Regions from separate parts of the Homo sapiens genome. Here region 1 is linked to region 2. A link is a contact called in ENCODE Hi-C or POLR2A ChIA-PET data. All regions are on one chromosome and are shown on one strand. Each heading gives the region's core, a stretch centred on a gene start or an enhancer-like site at or near the end of the contact. The rest is flanking DNA. Distances are from core to core; before and after follow the strand shown. Region 1 holds the start of ZNF26 (zinc finger protein 26). Region 2 holds the start of LOC124903065 (a long non-coding RNA gene).

Evidence for each region. A loop is a pair of places that touch in the nucleus more often than their neighbours do. ChIA-PET counts read pairs that join two places held with the same protein, here RNA polymerase II (POLR2A). Pooled maps may share reads with other maps.
Region 1: a loop to region 2 is called in a pooled map, with 3 times the contacts of the local background. The contact joins the promoter of ZNF26 here to the enhancer-like site in region 2. A Hi-C loop is called at or near these places in 9 of 168 maps with a recorded cell type or tissue (B cell, CD4-positive, alpha-beta T cell, CD4-positive, alpha-beta memory T cell and 3 more), 12 of 37 single-sample maps with no recorded cell type and 26 of 50 pooled maps. POLR2A ChIA-PET finds 5 or more read pairs at or near these places in 12 of 52 experiments (B cell, CD4-positive, alpha-beta T cell, CD4-positive, alpha-beta memory T cell and 8 more).

What each region holds. Positions count from the first base shown.
Region 1 is chr12:132,981,000-132,988,401 of GRCh38, forward strand. ZNF26 (zinc finger protein 26) reads left to right here and starts at 5,368. Exons shown (of 4, transcript NM_019591.4): 1 at 5,368-5,874. The coding sequence starts at 5,842. It overlaps LOC124903064 (a long non-coding RNA gene), which reads left to right. Exons shown (of 2, transcript XR_007063552.1): 2 at 1,977-2,711. RefSeq lists enhancers at 4,989-5,458, 5,714-6,213, 5,939-5,988.
Region 2 is chr12:132,901,479-132,908,933 of GRCh38, forward strand. It overlaps LOC124903065 (a long non-coding RNA gene), which reads left to right and starts at 7,190. Exons shown (of 2, transcript XR_007063553.1): 1 at 7,190-7,455. RefSeq lists an enhancer at 280-449, a cis regulatory region at 365 and a silencer at 6,914-6,963. Within about 2 kb of position 3,398, at least 2 of the 41 ENCODE cell types and tissues checked have a DNase peak (open chromatin) inside an H3K27ac peak, as active enhancers do.

The sequences.
Region 1 (7,402 bases), core at 4,118-6,617, 81 kb after region 2:
TGGCGTGAACCCGGGAGGCGGAGCTTGCAGTGAGCCGAGATCGTGCCACTGCACTCCAGCCTGGGCCAGAGTGAGACTCCGTCTCAAAATAATAATAATAATAATAATAATAATAATAATATTGCTATAAACATTATCATAAACGACTTTATACAGACATAAGTTTTCATTTTCTCTTAGCTATCTAGAAGTAGCATTGCAGAGTCATGCGGTAAGTTTATGGTTAACTTTTTAAGTAATGGTCAAACTGTTCTCCAAAGTGACTGCTATTTTTACATCTCACTAGCAAAGCATGAAGGCTCGTTTCTCCACATACTTGCCTACACTAGGTATTGTCTGTTTTTCTTATTATAGCCATTCTATTGAATTTTTACTGGTATCTCATTGTGGTTAACTTTGCTGTTCCCTAATGAATAATGACGTTGAGCATCTTTGTATGTGCTTATTAGCCATTTCTGTAGCTTCTTTGGTGAAAAAAATATATATATATTCAGATCTTTTGCTCATTTGCAAAATTGGGTTGCTTGTCTTATTATTGAGTCATAAGTGTTCTGAATACAAGTCTTTTATCAGATAAATGATTTGCAAATATTTTCTTTTAGACTGTGGCTTGTCTTCTCACTTTCTTCATACTGTCTTTTGAAACAAAAGTTTTTATATATTGACAAAGTTCAATTTATCAATGCTTTTATTTCATGGATCATGCTTTTGTTGTTATATCTGGAATCTCTTTACCCAACCCAAATTTACAACAATTTTCTATTGTATTATAGTTTTAGCTCTTACTTTTAGGTCTCTGACCCGTTTTCAGCTAATTTTCATGTATGACGTGTAAGGCAAGTCTTCTCCTTCTCCTCCTTTGGCATATAGGCATCCATTTACCCAGAATCATTTACTAAAGTCTACCTTTCATCATTGAATTATCTGGGTAACTATGTCAAAAATTAATTGGCCATAAATGTTACAATGTATTTCTAGATCCTTAGTTATTTTCCATTGATCTATTTACTTATCCTCTTGCTAATATCACACTGTCTTGATCACTGTGGCTTTATAGCAAATTTAAAATCAAGTAGTGTAAGTCTTACAACTTTATTCTTTTTCAAAATTGTTTTGCTATTCTATGTTCTTTGCATGTCATTATAAATTTTATGTTCAGCTTGCCAATTTTTACCAAAAAGTCTGGTGGGATTTTGACAGGAATTGCATTTAATTCATAGATCAATGTGAGGAGAATTGCCATATTGATAGTATTCAGCCTTTCAATCCACTAATATGAAATGTCTTTGTTTATTTAAATATTTGTTAATATCTCTGAGTAATGTTTTGTAGTTTCCAACATACAAGTTTGTACTTCCTTTTTTATTTTTTATTTTATTATTTTTTTTGAGACGGAGTCACGCTCTGTTGCCAGGCTGGAGTGCAGTGGCACAATCTCGGCTCACTGCAACCTCCGCCTCCTGGGTTCAAGCGATTCTCCTGCCTCAGCCTCCCGAGTAGCTGGGACTACAGTCGCCTGCCACCATGCCTGGCTAATTTTTGTATTTTTAGTAGTGACGGGGTTTCACCATGTTAGCCAGGATGGTCTCGATCTCCTGACATCGTGATCCACCAGCCTCAGCCTCCCATAGTGCTGGGATTACAGGCATGAGCCACCGTGCCCGGCCACATTTTTACTTCTTTTATTAAATGTATTACTATTTTATTCTTTTTGATGCTGTGAAAGAAATTGTTTACTTAACTTCATTTTAAGATTATTCACTGCTAGTATATAGAAGTATAGTGTTTATATATTGATCTTGTACCCTTTGACCATGCTAACATCATTTATTAGTTTCAGTGGTTTTATTATTATTATTGATTCCTAGAAATTTTTTATATAGAGGATTATGTCATCTGTGAATAAAGCCAATTTTACTTTTTTTTCCAATCTGGATGCTTCCTTTTCTTTCTTTTCTTTTGCTTGATTGCACCAGCTAGAACATCCAGTACAACATTGAACAGAACCAACTAGAACATCCAGTGCAACGTTGAACAGTATTAGCCAGAACATCCAGTACAATGTTGAACAGAACCAACTAGAACATCCAGTTCAACGTGGAACAGAACCGGCTAGAACATCCAGTACAACGTGGAACAGAACCGACTAGAACATCCAGTGCAACGTGGATCAGAACCGGCTAGAACATCCAGTGCAACGTGGATCAGAACCGGCTAGAACATCCAGTGCAACGTGGAACAGAACTGGCTAGAACATCCAGTGCAACGTGGAACAGAACCGGCTAGAACATCCAGTGCAACTTTGAACAGAAGTGTTGAAAGCAGACACCCTTGCTTGTTTCCTATTATAGGGGAAAAACACTCAGTCTTTCACCATTCTGTAGGATGTTAGCTAGGGTTTTTAAAAAATGCCCATTATCAAGTTGAGGAAATTCCCTTTTATTCCTAGATTGTTGAGAGTTTTTGCCATGAATAGACGTTGGTTTTGCTAAATGCCTTTTGCTGCATCTATTGAAATAGTCACATAGTTTTTGTTTTTTATTATACTGATTTTCAGTGTTGAACCAATCTTTCATTCTTGGTATATATTCCATTTGGTCATTTTACAAAATCCTTTTTGTATGTTGCCAGATTCAGCTTACTAACATTTTTCTTAAACAGCTTTATTAAGTTATAAAGTGATATAGAATAAACTGCATGTATTTAAACAATTTGGTAAGTTTTCACATGAGTAACCACCTGCAAAACCAGTTTCAGGAGAAAAAGAGTTTTCTCAAGCCTTAAGAATTTTTGTGTCTATGTCTATGGTACTACACACCATAGGAATATTGGTGTGTAGCTCTGTTTTGTTTTTCCCTCGTGATGTCTTTGTCTAGCTCTGGTATGAGAATAATACTGGCTTCATAGAATAAGTTGGGAAGTATTCCCTCTCATCTATTTTCTGAAAGAATTTGTAAAGAATTATCCTTTCTTCTTTAAGTATTTGATGGAACTCACTAGTGGAGCCATCCATTCCCAGATTTTCTCTGTGGGAAAATTTTTAATTAATTAATTTCTTTTTTTGAGACAGGGTCTCATTGTGTTGCCCAGACTGGAACGCAGTGGTGGGATCATGGCTCACTGCAGCCTCAACCTCTCAGGATCAAGCATTTCTCCTGCCTCAGCCTCCCAAGTAGCTGGGATTACAGGTGTATGCCACCACACCTGGCTAATTTTTTTAATTTTTAATTATTATGAGTACATAGTAGGTGTATACATTTATGGATTACATGAGATATTTTGATATAGAATGCATATTATAATGCAATGATTATTATGCAATGCATAAAAATCACATCAGGGAAAATGGGGTACCCTTAAGCATTTATCCTTTGTGTTACAAGCAATCCAATTATACTTTTAGTTATGTTAAAATGTACAATTAAATTATTTTTGAGTATATCCTGTTGTGCTAGAAAATACTAGGTCTTATTCTAACTATTTTTTCTGCCAAATGACTATTTCCATCCCCCACAGTGTCCCACTACCCTCCCAGCTGCTGGTAACCATCTTTCTACTCTCTATCACCATGAGTTCAATTGTTTTAATTTTTGGCTCTCACAAATAAGTGAGAATATGTGAAGTTTGTCTTCTCTGCCTCGCTTATTTCACTTAATATAATGATCTCCAGTTCCATCCATGTTGTTGCAAATGACAGGATCTCATTCTTTTTTATGGCTTCCTAGTACTCCATTGTGTATATGTACCACATTTTCTTTATTCATTAACCTGTTGATTGACACTTCGGTTACTTCCAAATCTTGGCTATTGTGAATAGTGCTGCAGTCAACAAGGGAGTGCAGACAGCTCTTGGATATACTGATTTTCTTTCTTTCGGGTATATACCTAGGAGTGGGATAGCTGCATTGTATGGTAGCTCTATTTTTATTTTTTTGAGGAACCTCCAAACTGTTCTCCATAGTGGTTGTACTAATTTACATTCCCACCAAGAATGTACCAGGGTTCCCTTTTCCCCATATCCTCACCAGCATTTATTATTGCTTGTCTTTTGGATAAAAGCCATTTTAACTGGGGTGAGATAATATCTCGTTGTAGTTTTGATTTGCATTTCTCTGATGATCAATTATATTGTGTACCTTTTCATATACCTGTTTGCCATTTGTATGTCTTCTTTTGAGAAATGTCTATTCAGATGTTTGGCACTTTTTTTTTTTTTTTTTTTTTGAGACAGGGTTTCACTCCTGTCATCGAGGCTGGAGTGCAATGGTGCAATCTCGGCTCACTGCAACCTCCACCTCACGGGCTCAAGCAATTCTGCTGCCTTAGCCCCCCAAGTAGCTGAGACTACAGATGCATGCCACCACATCCGGCTTACTTTTGATATGTTTTGTAGAGACGAGGTTTCACCATGTTGCCCAGGCTAGTCTCCAACTCCTGGGCTCATGCGATCCACCCACCTCAGCCCTCCAAAATGCTGGGATTACAGACGTGAGCCATCGTGCCTGGCCATTTTGCACATTTTTAAATCTCAAAAGGCCAATCTACAATAGTGGTGTTATCTGTAGGAGTAACTGGGGAAGTTGCGTGTCTTGTGACCAATCCACATCTTAGCAGAATTCAGGCTCCTCTCCTCCCGCTAGCTTGGTGGTCTCTCATAGGTTTTACAAAGGCAGTTGGGTTTTGGAAAAGGGCTATCATTTGAACTATAACCTAAATGTCTTCCAAAGTTAGCTTGGCCTAAGCCCAGGAATAATGAAGGCATCTTGACAGCCAAAGGCGCGCAGAGTTGGGGGTTTGGTTAGATTAGACCTCCCCCACTGCTATAATTTTCTCACTGATATAATTTTTGCAAAGGCAGTTTCATTACTGGTGTGGTTCTATTTATTTGTTTTTCACATCTACTATAGTTTCTCCTTTATGAAGTTGGTTACTGTATTATTTGGTGCACTGATATTCAAAACTGTTATTTAACCCTATGAACTGCAGCTTTTAGCTTTACAAAGCGTCCTTTTTTGCTGTGCCTTCTGGTCTGAACCCTATCTTGTTTGATATCAAAACCTCAGCACGCCTGCGTCTCTGCTGGGGTCGGACTCTGAGTCAGTTCTACAGGCCCTGGGAAACTGGGCGTCCAGGCTCCGAGGATGGTACTGAACCTGGCGCAGCCGTGGGAGGGTGAACCAGGTGCCGCTGGCGGAGCCCCCTCCCAGCCTTCCTTTCCCGTCAGGCTGTGCCCCTCTCTAGATCCGCGGCAGCTGGAAGCCAGGCCTGTAACGAGGGAGCCTTCTCCGAGGATTGTGGGAGATGTAGTTTTTCCGGCGCCTTCGCGTCCTGGCGCATCGACGCAGGACGCACTTCCGCATGCGCCGCACTCCCGGCCTTAGTCGGGTGCGCGCGTGCAGGGCTGTTTCCGGCTTAGACTCAGTGGACCGGAATCTGGCCAGCGGGTGTACCTGGCTGAGTCTCTGTGGCCGCGGAGGCGCGGAGCTAAGCGGCTCGGATTATCCTGGGCAGACCAGAGACTTGACCAGCTAAACACTTCCGTCGGTCCGGGGCGTGGACGGGGCCAGATCAGCCTCCTGCTCTCCCGAGTCAGGGCCACGGAAAGGCACAAATCCATCCGTGCGACTCCTGGTACCCAGACCGGGAGGTTGTCTAGTCACGCGCGGTCTGTGTTGGGCGAGAGCTGAGGAGCCGGCGTCCCTGCCAACGACTCGGCCCCGGGACGGTCAGGAGCCTGGGGCCCTGGTCCCGCACCTGTCTTCGGGCGGACGCATCCCTCACGGTCTCTCCGCAGCCCGCGGGTCCTGCCCCCGCAGGCAGCGCGCGAACGTGGGCGTGGGGATGGCCACCAGTTTCCGGACAGCTTCGTGCTGGGTAAGTAGAGACTTTCCGTGTTTAAAATTCGACTGGATACTGAGGGTGGCCACGTTAATCTCTTCAGGGTTACTCCGGGAACTGAACTCACATTCAGCTGTAATTGTGTGCGTAGTTTACTAGACTACCCTCCCCACCAAACCAAAGCGCCTCTGAAGCTCGCCCAAGCTCTGGCCCTGCAGAAACGTGCCTGTGGTATTCTGTGACGGGCAGTTATACTGCACTTCATGGCCAGCTGCGGGCCCTGAAGTCTGAGGATCCTCCATCATTTCATGTTTTCTACACAAAGTTGTCTTATGGAGACCCTTAGAACTTAGCTGGAGAAATGATCAGTTCCTCCTTTTTCGTTTGGCCAAATGCTTGTTTATGGAGTGTCCTTTTGTCTGCTGGACTCTAAGGCTGGTGCTGGCAATGCAGAGATAAATTATGTATGTTCCTAATTTTAGAGGAGCTTTGGTTTGGTGGAGAGGGTAGTCTAGTGAACTATGGACGCAATTACAGGTGAATGAATAGGGAGAAAAGGCTAGGAGCGGAGCTCGAGAGTCCGAAAGGTAAGGGGCGGGCCAGTGGATCATCGGGACTTTATGAATTATTGATGGAGTGAACCAGAGGGGAGTCTTTACAAGTGATTTGATTGCCAAATCCTTTGCCCTCGGTGAGTGGTGTTGACGACGTTGCCGGATGTGGTGCTCTACCATTGAGCTATACAGCCGGAGACTAGGAATGCTATTGGAAGAGGGACCCTGGGAATGACTTTCGCAGGTGTTGAATATCCAATGCCTGTATTTCAGCCTGTAACTCACATGGGAGGTCTAAACTGGAAATACATAAAGACACCTTATTGTATTCGTGGAAGCTCAGAGTGTGACCAACTGGAACCCTCAAGAGGACCGAGGTGAGGACTCAGGTTAATGAAAGGAAAGGACACACGGTGGAGAAAGGCTGTTGTGCTAAAGAAACGAGAGAAAGTTAGGAGTGGATTTCTCCCCCTGTGAGTTTGTTCCTTTGTCAGAGATCAGTTGACTATATTTATATGGGTCTATTTCTGGGCTCTTTATTGAGTTCTATTGATCTATTTGTTGTTTCACTAATACCACACTGCCACACTGTCTTGATTTTTGTAGCTTTGTAATAAGTCTTTTTTTATTTTTTTGAGACGGAGTCTCGCTCTGTCGCCCAGGCTGGAGTGCAGTGGCGCGATCTCGGCTCACTGCAACCTCTGCCTCCCGGGTTCGAGCGATTCTTGAGCCTCAGCCTCCCGAGTAGCTGGGATTACAGGCACATGCCACCCAGTCCGGGTAATTTTTGTATATTTTGTAGCGATGGAGTTTAGCCATGTTGCCCAGGCTGGTCTTTATAGTAAATCTTTTGTTTTTTTTTCAAGGCAGGATCTCACTCTGTTGCCCAGGTTGGAGTGCAGTGGAACAGTCACAACTCACTGCAGCCTCGAACTCCCGGGCTCAAGGGATCCTCCACCTCAGCCTCCTGAGTAGCTGGGATTACAGGCATATGCCACCACATCAGGCTA
Region 2 (7,455 bases), core at 2,148-4,647:
GGGTGCGGTGGCTCATGCCTGTAATCCCAGCACTTTGGGAGGCTGGGATGGGCAGATCACAAGGTCAGGAGATCAAGACCATCCTGCCCGACCTGATGAAACCTTGTCTCTACTAAAAAATACAAAAATTAGCCAGATGTGGCAGCGCACTCCTGTAGTCCTAGCTACTCGGGAGGCTGAGGCAGGAGAATTGCTTGAACCCGGGAGGCGCAGGCTGCAGTGAGCCGAGATCGGCCACTGCACTCCAGCCTGGGTACAGAGCGAGAGACTCTGTCTCAAAAAAAAAAAAAAAAAGATTACTGAGGAATTTGCTTCTATTAAAACCAGAAAAGTAAAATTACCTTTTACATTTTCTTTTTTTTTTTTTTTGAGACAGAGTTTCGCTACTGTTGCCCAGGCTGGAGTGCAGTGGCGCAATCTCGGCTCACCACAACCTCCACCTCCCTGGTTCAAGCGATTCTCCTGCCTTAGCATCCCCAGTAGCTCGGATTACAGGCATGTGCCACCACACCCAGTTAATTTTATATTTTTAGTAGAGACAGGGTTTCTCCATGTTGGCCAGGCTGGGCTCGAACTCCTGACCTCAGGTGATCTGCCTGCCTTGGCCTCCCAAACTGCTGGGATTACAGGCATGAGCCACCGTGCCCAGCCCTTTTTTTTTTTTTTTTGAGATGGAGTCTTGCTCTGTTGCCCAGGCTGGAGTGCAGTGGCATGATCTCGGCTCACTGCAACCTCTTCCGCTTCCCAGTTTCAAGCAACTCTCCTGTCTCAGCCTCCTGAGTAGCTGGGATTACAGGCATGCACCACCACACCCGGCTAATTTTTGTATTCTGGTCTCGAACTCCTGACCTTAGGTGATCTGCCTGCCTCAGCTTCCCAGAGTGCTAGGATTTTCCTTTTTTTTTTTTTTTTTTTTTTGTAAGTGAAAGCAAGTTTATTAGAGATGTAAAGAAACAAAAGAATAGCTACTCCACAGGCAGAGCAGCCTATATTTTCCTTTTGATATGAACTTTTTTTTTTTTTTTGAGATGGAGTCTCATTCTATTGCCCAGGCTGGAGTGCAGTGGCGGGATCTGGGATCACTGCAACCTCTGCCTCCCGGGTTCAAGCGATTCTCCTGCCTCAGCCTCCCTAGTAGCTGGGACTACTGGCATGCACCACCATACCCAGCTGCTTTTTTTTGTATTTTTAGTAGAGACAGGGTTTCACCATGTTGGCCAGGCTGGTCTTGAACTCCTGACCTCAGGTGATCTGCCTGCCTTGGCCTCCCAAAGTGCTGGGATTACTGGTGTGAGCCACTGTGCCCAGCCGCTATGAACTATTTTAAGTGGAAATAATGATTTTTATTCTATTTTATTATTTTTTATTTTGAGACAGAGTCTTGCTCTGTTGCCCAGGCTGGAGTGCAATGGCGCAATCTCGGCTGACTGCAACCTCTGCCTTCTGGGTTTAAGCAATTCTCCTGCCTCAGCCTCCCGAGTAGCTGGGACTACAGGCGCGTGCCACCACGCCCGGCTAATTTTTGTATTTTTAGTAGGGACGGGGTTTCACCGTGTTAGCCAGGATGGTCTCGATCTAATGACCGTGTGATCTGCCCACCTCAGCCTCCCAAAATGCTGGGATTACAGGCATGAGCCACTGCACCTGGCCTAATGTTTTGAGTTTTAATACATGTACTTTGCAAAACTTTCTTCTTTACAACTACTTTAACCCTGTAGGGAAAATAAGACAGGAAGAAATGAATAAAGCACATCCACAGGAGTGCTCATTTTCCTTCTCCCAGACTCCCCAAGCTGTAGGCACGAACACTGTTCTCTGCAAGTCTCACCTGGGCCACGCACTTCTCTGGACTTGCATGGATTTCCTCCCAGAACAATCCTGATTAAGGAAACACCAGGTGCTCTCTGTTTCCCGCTGCCAACCCCTCTGTGAAGGGAAATGCCTAAAACAGATCTCACTCCGAGATCTTTACTTTCCAGAGAAAGTAAAGAATAACGCATGGGAACATTCCAGAACATGAGGGAATCTCTGCTTATGAATTTAAGGAAAGTGTCTCTGGTGGACGTGGAGAAAAGGGAACCCTCATACACGGTTGGAAGGAATGTAAATTAGTACAACCACTACCGAGAACTGTTTGGAGGTACCTCAGAAAACTAAAAATTGAGCTACCACAAGCTCCAGCAATCCCTGATGGCTAGATACCGGAAAGGGAATCAGCATGTCTAAGAGATGTCTGCACTGCCATGTTTGCTGCAGCACTGTTCACAACAGCCAAGATTTGGAAGCAACCTAAATGTCCATCAACAGATGAATGGATAAGAAAATGCGGCGCCTGTAATCCCAGTACTTTGGGAGGCCCAGGCGGGCGGATCATGAGGTCAGGAGATCGAGACCATCCTGGCTGACACGGTGAAACCCCCGTCTCTACTAAAAATACAAAAAATTAGCCGGGCGTGGTGGCGGGCGCCTGCAGTCCCAGCTACTGGAGAGGCTGAGACAGGAGAATGGCGTGAACCCGGGAGGTGGAGGTTGCAATGAGCTGAGATCGCGCCACTGCACTCCAGCCTGGGCAACAGAGCGAGACTCCGTCTCAAAAAAAAAAAAAAAAAAAGAAAGAAAGAAAGAAAATGCGGCGCATGGCGGGGCACAGCGGCTCATGCCTGTAATCTCAGCACTTTGGGAGGCCGAGGCGGATGGATCACAAGGTCAGGAGTTCAAGACCAGCCTGGCCAAGATGGTGAAACCCCATCTCTACTACAAATACAAAAATTAGCTGGGCGTGGTGGCGGGAGCCTGTAATCCCAGCTACCCTGGAGGCTGAGGCAGGAGAATCGCTTGAACCCGGGAGGCGGCGGTTGCAGTGAGCCGAAACCACCTCCAGCCTGGGCGACAGAAACAGACTCTGTCTCAGAGAAAAAAAAAAAAAAAGCGAAAAAACGTTATTTATTTATTTATTTATTTAGAGACGGAGTCTTGCTCAAGTTGCCCAGGCTGGAGTGCAATGGCACGATCTCGGCTCACTGCAACCTCGGCCACCCAGGTTCAAGCAATTCCCCTGCCTCAGCCTCCTGAGTAGCTGGGATTACAGGCGCGCGGCACCACGCCCGGCTAATTTTTGTATTTTTAGTAGAGACTGGATTTCACCTTGTTGGCCAGGCTGGTCTGGATATCCTGACCTCATGATCTACCCGCCTCGGCCTCCCAAAGTGCTGGGATTACAGGCGAGAGCCACCGCGCCCGGCCTATAAAAACATTTTTAAAAAAGGACAATGACTCTAGAGATTCCCCGGCAGAGTTCCTCTGGGAAGCTTTTCCTCACCGAAGACGCGGCCTCAAGTCATCCCCAAGCCGGGGCTCCTGGGTGGCTTCTCAGGAAGCCAAGCTCCCTCACCCTGTGGCGACGCCGCGGGCGGAATGCGCATGCGCGCCACGAGCCACAATCGTAGGGTTGGGCGCGCCCTGCCGGCCACCAGGGGCAGCGCAGGAGCTGAGCGCACCCCATCAGCGAAAGAAGCGCGCCTCCCCGCTCTTTTCTGAACCGTATCTCCTAAACTATAATTTTGGAGATCAAAAGTGCGGTGGAGCCTCCTCTTCTGTGGCTTGATAGGAGTGGGGGAGGTAACAAGAAGCAAAAGTACAAAGCCAATATATTAAAGTCAACTGAAACTGGAAAACTTTAAAGGCCTACCGTTTGCAATAAAACAACAAAAAGAAATCCTTGGATACAACAAATCCAAGAAATCCTTGCTCTAACAAAATATGAAACCATCTGTATCCAGAAAACTATGAAACACTATTAAAAGAAAACGTAGGCCGGCGCAGTGGCTCACACCTGTAATCCCAGCACTCCGGAAGGTCCGGAGCACAGAGGGCTCGCCTGAGGTCAGGAGTCCAGAGGAGCCTGGGAAATATGGCCAAGCCCTGTCGTTACTAAAAATACAAAAATTAGACTGGCTTGGTGGTGTGCGGCTGTAGTCCCGGCTACTCGGGAGGCTGAGATGGAAGGATGGCTTGAGCCCTGGAGAGGGAGGTTGCAGTGAGCCATGATGGGGCCACTGCACTCCAGCCGGGGGAACAGAGGGAGACTCTATCTTAAGGGAGGGAGGGAGGGAAGGAAGGAAGGAAAGGAGGGACGGAAAAGAAAGAGAGAGAAAGAGAGAAAAAAAAGGAAAACATAACCGGAGCATACTCCTTTTTCATTATTGTAGTCACAATATTGCTAAGATGTCAATTCTTCCCAACTGTAGAGTTGGTGCCGCTCCGACAAAAATCCCCGCAATTAATTTCGTAGATGTTGACAAACTGTTTGTAAACCTAGAATTGTAAATACAACCCTGAATAATAATGAACTTGAAGAACTCAACTTCCAAATCCAAAACTTCTAAAAGCTACCAAAAGAGCACTATCTTTGCAAAAGAATGGGCATTCTTTCACATGAACAATATCATTTTATCTTATTTTTAATTTTTTTTCAGGGTGTTGCTGTCACCCAGGCTGGAGTGCACTGGCACCATTATAGCTCACTGAAGCCTCGAATTCCTAGGATCAAGGGATCCTCCCACCTCAGCCTCCTGAGTAGCTGTTACTATAGGTGCCACCACGCCTGGCTGGAACAATATCATTTAAACTAAGCTTACATAGAATGTATTAATAATACAATCACAGGCAAGGACCCTTGCTTCAAACGTGTTAGGAAGCTGCAGAATTGAGGCCAGCCAAAACAGAGAGATTAAATCACATACATTTCTAGCTTTAATTTTCTTCCTATTTTCGCAGATCATGATTTTCATAATGATAATACATGAAGTGGTCCTTATAATAAGTAGATTCTATAGAGATGTGTATTGTATCAGCAGATGTCCGGTGTAGAATGCCACTTCCATCACAGCTTCTGAACACACAATGCTATCTACAATCGATTAAAAAATATATTTCAAAAGCCAGTTTCCCCAATATAACTAACTTCAGCATTCACTGATGTACTGAAAACTTATATTTGCCAATAATAGATTTTAGGGTAATTCATATTAAGATAGGATGGTTTTTAATATTATTTGAGGATAGACAGGAAATTTTAGTTGAGCAGGTTCTATTTTGTTTGAGTGGATCCATTAAAAAGATTGTTATTATTGCCGAGTGTGGTGGCTCGTGCCTCTAATCCCAGCACTCTGCGAGGCTGAGGCGGGAGGATGGCTTGAGCCCAGGCGTTTGAGACCAGCCTGGGCAACCTAGGCAGACCTCATCTCCAATAAAAATACAAAAATCAGCCTGACGCAGTGGCACGTGCCTGTAGTCTCAGCTACTTGGGAGGCTAAGGCGGGAGGACCACTTGAGCCCAGGAGTTCGAGGCTGAAGTGAGCTATGATGGCACCACTGCACTCCAGATGAGGCGACAGAGACTCTCCCTCTAATAAATAAATCAATACATCAATGAAAAATTTTAAAAAGATTATTTGTTGACTGTCAGGGTGATTTATTCTTCTAATAAATAGAATATTTACTTACAATTATATATCTTCTCATTAATACTCCAGTTCTGGTTACAAACTGGTAAAAATTGAGATAAAATCATAAAACTAACCAGGAAAACATTGACCTGCTAAAAACATAGAATCAGTGAAACTACTCAGGAAATACTTGCTATGACAGATTACTCTCTCTGTTAAAGGGTCCCATGTAGAGACATTTCTATGAATATTGAACAGTTAACAAAAAACTGAGACTGGGGGAGTGACAGACAATTCAGATTACAAAGCAAAAGCAACATAGGATTCAGATAAATACGATACCATGGTGAAACAAAATCTTTAAAGCACAAATGGTTTTGAATGTAGAAGCTCATATTTCACTAACTATTCACTGATGCGTAGTCCACTTTTCAGCAGTGATCTCCAATCAGTCCCTCCTTTCACAGAAGCCAGCGCAGGAGGCGCACGCGTCGCTTCCCGCCCCGCACTTCACCGCCCCAGCCCGTCCTGGCTGCCACCCGCCGTCCCTGAGAAACGCTCAGACGCTTCTCTCTCTCTTTTTAAAATTATACTTTAAGTTCTGGGGTACATGTGCAGAACCTGCAGGTTTGTTACATAGGTATACACGTGCCATGGTGGTTTGCTGCACCCATCAACCAGTTATCTACATTACGTATTTCTCCTGATGCTATCCCTCCCCTGGCCCCCCACCCCCGACAGGCCCCGGTGTGTGATGTTCTCCTCCCATTGTCCATGGTTTTTATTTTATTATTATTTTTTGAGACGGAGTCTCGCTCTATCGCCCATGCTGGAGTGCAGTGGCACCATCTCGGGTTCAAGCGATTCTCCTGCCTCAGCCTCCTGAGTAGCTGGGATTACAGGCATGCGCCGCCACGCCCGGCTATTTTTTTTTTTTTTTTTTTTTTTTTTTTTTTTTGTATTTTTAGTAGAGACGAGGTTTCACCATGTTGGCCAGTCTGGTCTCGAACTCCTGACCTCGTGATTCGCCCGCCTCGGCCTCCCAAAGTGTTGGGATTACAGGCGGGAGCCGCCGCGCCCGGCCTCAGACGTTTTTCTCTAGGTAAAGCCGCGGGATGAACCAGCCCCTGTGGAAATTTAGAAGTAACGACGTCCGTCAATTTCTGTATGAAAAATATACAGATCGTGTGACACGTCTTCTGGGAATGAAAGTCTGCTAAACTCGCCGTCACGAGTAGATGAACACATTTAAAGTTTGTAGTTAAGAGGAAAACAACGCCAACGACACAAATGCCCCAAGCGCTGGATGAAGCAGCGACCTAGGATGGGGCTGGCCTGGAACGGGAACCAAGACGCCCGCCCGGACGAAAACGAGCAGGGAAACCCGGGCCGGGGTCGGCCGCCCCACACGACGCACTGCGCAGAGACCACGCGGCTCCGGGTCTCGCCTGCGCCGGCGCATCCCTCGCAGACGCGCTCCTCCCACGCGAGGGCCCCTTCCCCGAAGCGCACGCCTAAGACTGCGCGCCGCAGCCCGCCCTGTCTAGCTGAGGCGCAGACCCGGATGGGTCCCAGAGGGGCGGGTCGGGGCGGAGAGCCGCGCCCAAAGGCAATGGGAGCCGCACGCTGCTAGGCAACATGCTGTCTCCCGGCAACGTAGAGGCGGGGAATTCGCCAACGTGTCTGAAACAGACAACAATTTTAGCCAACGGCTGCGTGGGCCTTGGGCGTCCTGGCCAATGGGAATAGTGAGGGGCCTGTCACTAAGAAACCTGTCCCTGAGCAACGCATAGGAGGGGTGGAACCCAGCAGCGCTGACTGAGCCGCCGCGAAGTGCCGGAACGTATTACCTGGGAGCCAAATTTCAGAGCGTCGTTTGTCTTCCCAAGCCCACCAGCTTTCAGCGTTCTCCAGCCTCGCCACACCCCCGCCTCGGGCCGTCCCCGCCCAGACGCTTGTCCCCGCGAGAAGCTGAGCGCACTGAAGTGAGCCCGGCGGCTGCCGCCGG